Regions from separate parts of the Homo sapiens genome. Here region 2 is linked to region 1. Evidence: read pairs that join two places in POLR2A ChIA-PET (ENCODE). Cell type or tissue: PC-9. All regions are shown on one strand.

The links. Peaks named below come from ENCODE experiments on the same cell type or tissue, not always from the same donor. Only the 100,000 strongest peaks of a DNase experiment are listed, where the experiment ranks them.
Region 2: POLR2A ChIA-PET joins it to region 1 with 13 read pairs; 6 of 35 experiments call an interaction of 5 or more read pairs at or near these places.

What each region holds. Positions count from the first base shown.
Region 1 is chr10:69,359,810-69,362,309 of GRCh38, forward strand. HK1 (hexokinase 1) reads left to right here. Exons shown (of 18, transcript NM_000188.3): 3 at 88-236. Among named protein-coding and RNA genes, the nearest start is that of HK1, 42 kb to the left of the region's middle. In PC-9, no CTCF peak of the experiment used is centred here; a DNase peak (open chromatin) is centred at 1,132; H3K27ac peaks cover 1,886 bases.
Region 2 is chr10:69,287,540-69,290,039 of GRCh38, forward strand. It overlaps a transcript of HK1 not described here. Among named protein-coding and RNA genes, the nearest start is that of HK1, 30 kb to the right of the region's middle. In PC-9, no CTCF peak of the experiment used is centred here; no DNase peak of the experiment used is centred here.

The sequences.
Region 1 (2,500 bases):
GCCTACGCCCTGCCAGGAAGCGGGCATGGTATGTGGCTTCCCCTTAACATTTGAATCTCATGTGATACCTGTTGTCTCCCTAAACAGAAAAGGGAGATTTCATTGCCCTGGATCTTGGTGGGTCTTCCTTTCGAATTCTGCGGGTGCAAGTGAATCATGAGAAAAACCAGAATGTTCACATGGAGTCCGAGGTTTATGACACCCCAGAGAACATCGTGCACGGCAGTGGAAGCCAGGTGGGTCCCTGCTCCCTCCGGGTCACCCCGTCGGGCCAGCATCCCCTTGGTTACCTCCAGGAACCAGGCCTCAAAGCACTGGCATCCCAAGCCCCTGGAAGAGGGTTGCTGGAAAGAGTCCCTCATAGATGCATATGTAAAAGGACTCCTGGGCAGAGGATGTGACAGCCTGCATGGGGGCCCTGCTTAAACAGAGGCTCTCCGTCTGGGCAAACTGGTGTAGTGGAAGTGGGCTGCTTGGACTAGCAGAGTCTGGGTTTGAGGAGGGAGGCTCCGCAGCTCTGTTGGGTAAATGCACTCATTCCCTGTGGATCCTGGGGTCGGTTCCCCAGTGCAGGTTTAGCAGAGCCCTGGGTGAAAATGCCCTTTTCTCCTGGTCATTGGCCTCACCCACTTACTGGAGGCCCCGGCCTTGTAGGGTATGGCTGTGGCCTTGTCGGGCAGGAATGAGGTCTCACAGCTCTGGGCTATTTGGGGGCTTCTTGTTACCTGATTTAGAATACCATTGCACAAGCCCTTGGCACAGAAAGCAGAGGAAGCAGGGAAATCACGGTCCCCTCCTTTTACACTCCTGTTGGGGCTCCCCACGCTGGGCCCCCAGGAAGGGCTGCCCTTCCTCCCTGCCCAAGGGGCTGTGGGCATGCCTAGGAAGGGCCTGTCCACCTGCCCCCTCCTCTCTGGGTGCGGGGAGTGGTGGGTCTGTAGCTCACTGAGGACCCTGTGATCAGGGCTCAGGCAGCCCACTGCAGGTTTTCAGTCATTTCTGGGTCCCTAAGCCCGTCGTGGGGCAAGGTGCACTCCTCCTCTCTCCTGTAGACATTCTGGCTCCTCCAGTCTGGCTCGCCTCCTGAGTTGTGGCTGCTGTCCAGCATATGTACTCAGAGCTGGCCAAATGTTTGCTTTAAGGAGGGTGTGCTCACCGCAAGGTTCATGACTAAGATTTCCAGGGAACTCTGGTTCTGGGGTGGACTTCGAGATGAGACCCAGGAGCCTTCTCTTGACTCTACTGTGCTCTTAAGTTCTTGTGGGTGGGACCTGGAGCAAGCCACCAAGCCTTTTCTTTGTCCAAGAGACAAGGGCTAATCCTGGCTAACCTGCTCCCTGGGATTTGGGTTCAGAGCCCTTCAGATTATGTCACAGTGAGTGTCACAGGTGACACTGTCACTAGAGCAGGTGAGCCACTTTATAGTAGGCCACCAAAGCTGGGTGCATCACTACTGGATGGCCCTGCCCAAGGGCTCCCCTGCTACTCCCATTACTGGGGCTGCAGAGACTGGCCCATCCATCTGGCGCCTGCACAAAGGCTGCCAGCTGGTAGGTCTCTTGACCATGCCCAGTTGGCTGCTGCATTGCTTCTCCTTGCAGGTGGCCAGCAGCCCATGGTTTGGCATCCTGCACTTTCTGTTTGGAACACACACTGGCCTATCACTCTGTTTCCCAAGGTCCTTGGGTTGAGCTACCTAAGCCTGGCGCATTCAACACTGAGACTCACCCTGTGCTGCAAACATTCCCTGTGTGTTTTACAAACATTCCCTGTGTGTTTTGGCTTGACCTTTTAGGAGCAAGGTTTGTTAATTAAGGGAGTACCCTCACCTTCTTACCACTGCCCTCTTCGTCTCTCCCAGCCTCTATCCCCATCGTCCCCTCTTCTCAGTCCTAGAATCACTTTATTTCCTACTGTCTCTGTTTCTTCCTCTCCTCCTTTTAAGCAGCCTGAAAAGAGGATGATGACGATAATCATGATAATGTAGTACCATTATAGCAAATTCTTTTTTTTCTTCTTTTTTTTAAGACGGAGTTTTACTCTTGTTGCCCAGGCTGGAGTGCAGTGGCGCGATCTCAGCTCACCACAACCTCCGCCTCCCGGGTTCAAGTGATTCTCCTGCCTCAGCCTCCCAAATAGCTGGAATTACAGGCATGCGCCACCACACCTGACTAATTTTGTATTGTTCGTAGAGATGGGGTTTCTCCATGTTGGTCAGGCTGGTCTGGAACTGCCTGTTCAGGTGTGAGCCACCACACCCAGCCCAGAGCACTTTTAAGCTTTAATAAATTCAGAAGCACAAATGGAACATTCTTAAAATATCACTTACTTAGTTGTGGGAATTTTGAATAGTAAATGTTTTAAGTTTTTGTATTAGCCATCATTTGCCATCTTTAATAAGAGTGACTGAGTCTTTATTTTTATTTTAAATTATTAAAAAAATTTTTTTTTAAAGATGGGATCTTGCCAGGTTGCCCAGGCAGATCTCAAACTCCTGGAC
Region 2 (2,500 bases), 72 kb before region 1:
CGAAATGGCCAGAAGGCAAATTCACAGACACAGAAAGTAGATTAGTGGTTGCCAGGGGCTGGGGGAAGGATCGAATGAGAATGGCTGGTAATGGGTATGGGTTTCCTTATAGAGTGATGAAAATTTTCTGGAATTAGTGATGATGGTTGCACAACCTTATGAATATACAGAAAACCACTGAATTATACACTTTAAAGGGTGAGTCTTTTGGTATGTGAGTTATAGCTCATTTTTTAAAAAATCACATATAAATAATGTGTACATTATAAAGAATAGCCTTAAAAAGTTATAGGGTGAGATTTTAAAAGTCGTAAGTAGACTGAATGCAGTGGCTTACACCTGTAATCCCAGCACTTTGGGAGGCTGAGGCAGGGTAATCACTTGAGACCAGGGGTTCAAGACCAGCTTGGGCAACATAGCAAGACACTGTGTCTACAAAAAAAAAAAAAAAATTAAAAATTAGGCTGGCATGGTGGCCCATGCCTGTGGTTGCAGCTACTCAGCAGGCTGAGGCAGGAGGATTGCTTGTGTCCAAGAGTTCAAGTTTGAGGCTGCAGTGTGCTACGATGGCACCACTGCACTCCAACCTGGTCAACGGACTGAGACTCTGACTTGGCCTTTTGGAGATGTCTTTGCTAATTTCCACTTCTATTGGATTTCCTCTCCAAAGCATGACTCTTTCTTTGGACATAGTCATAAGCAGAGAAGGTTGTAGTTGGTGACGAGGTACCACTTCCAGACCAGGCTCCAGGGAATTTCTTCTAGAATGACAGGCTGCCAGAAACCTTGACTGGGTGCAGTAGCTCAGGCCTGTAACCCAGCACTTTAGGAGGCTGAAGTGGGAGGTTTGCTTGAGCCCAGGAGTTCGAAACCAGCCTGAGCAACAGAAGCTGCAGTGAGCTATGATGGCGCCACTGCATTCTAGTCTGGGCAACAGAGCAATACTCTGCCTCAAACAAACAAAAGGAGAAACTTTATGACATTTTACCTGGGTTTACGAATACTCTAGAAATGTGTCTGCACTATGTCTTGGTTCTCAGTATTAGGGTGTTTAGCTTCCTAATTGGTGAGGACAAAAATGAGACCGACAATCCTCTGACCCTGCCTTCTTTGAACTTGGCCTTTCTCTAGGCGTTCAAGACCCAGCTGTTGAGAGTAGAAAAGCAGAAGAAAGGACCCGAGGTCAGCAAGTGCCCTCCCCACAATGGGGCAGATCTGCCAGCGAGAATCGGTAAGCTCTGGTGTTTCTTTCTTTCTTTCTTTTTTTGAGACGTTTTTGTTCCATCGCCCAGGCTGGAGTGTAGTGGCGCGATCTCGGCTCACTATAACCTCTGCCTCCCGGGTTCAAGCGATTCTCCTGCCTCAGCCTCCCAGTAGCTGGGATTACAGGCATGGGCCACCACACCTGGCTAATTTTGTATTTTTTTGTAGAGATGGGGTTTCTCCATGTTGGTCAGGCTGGTCTCAAACTCCTGACCTCAGGTGATCCGCCCACCTCGGCCTCCCAAAGTGCTGGGATTACAAGCCGCTCTGGTGTTTCTTTAGCTTCTCAGAGGGCTCACATGTACCATAGCCTGCTCAACCTGCTCTCCCTGGCAGAGGGGTGTGTTGGGGTCCATCTTAGAGGAGGGAAAACTCTGACCAAGAGCACAGCAGGAAAGCGTCATGAGGCAAGGCAGGAGCCCCCTCAGACCCAGCCTCTAAGTCTTGGTGCAGCAGGGGCCACTTGTGTTCTGACCAAGGGAAGCCCAGAGGATCGTTCTGTATCCCCCTGGTTAATTGCTTTTTAGACAGTTATGCTGTGAAGTCATCAGTGTGTGCTGGAAATAGGAGTTTGGCTTTTTCTTCTCTAAGAGAAGCCCCCTCTGGCTGAATTTTATATTGCCATGTAAAAATGGGCTTCTGCCCATTAAAAAAAAAAATTTTTTTTTTTTTTTTTTTTTTTTTTTTGAGATAGAGTCTCATTCTGTTGCCCAGGCTGGAGTGCAATGGCATGATCTCGGCTCACTGTAACCTCTGCCTCCTGGGTTAAAGTGATTCTTGTGCCTCAGCCTCCCTAGTAGCTGAAATTACAGGCGTGCGCCACCATGCCTGGCTAATTTTGTATTTTTTTGTAGAGATGGGGTTTTGTCATGTTGCCCAGGCTGGTCTCGAAACCCTGGCTTCATATGATCCGCCCACCTCAGCCTCCCGAAGTGCTGGGATTATAGGCGTGAGCTACTGCACCCGGCCAATTTTTTTTTTTTTTTTTTTTAAATTTTAACAGAGACAAGGTCTTACTATGCTTCCCAGGCTGGTGTTGAACTCCTGGCTTCAAGTGATCCTCCCACCTCATCCTCCCAAAGTGTTGGGATTACAGTGTGAGCCACTGTGCCCAGCCCAGAAGCCCGTTCTTACATCTTAAAGAGCTTTGATTCTCCCCCTGGATGTTGAAATAAACCCTGGAAAATGTTTATAGGATAAATTATGTTCTGAGTAGCGGGCTCATTTCAAATTAATC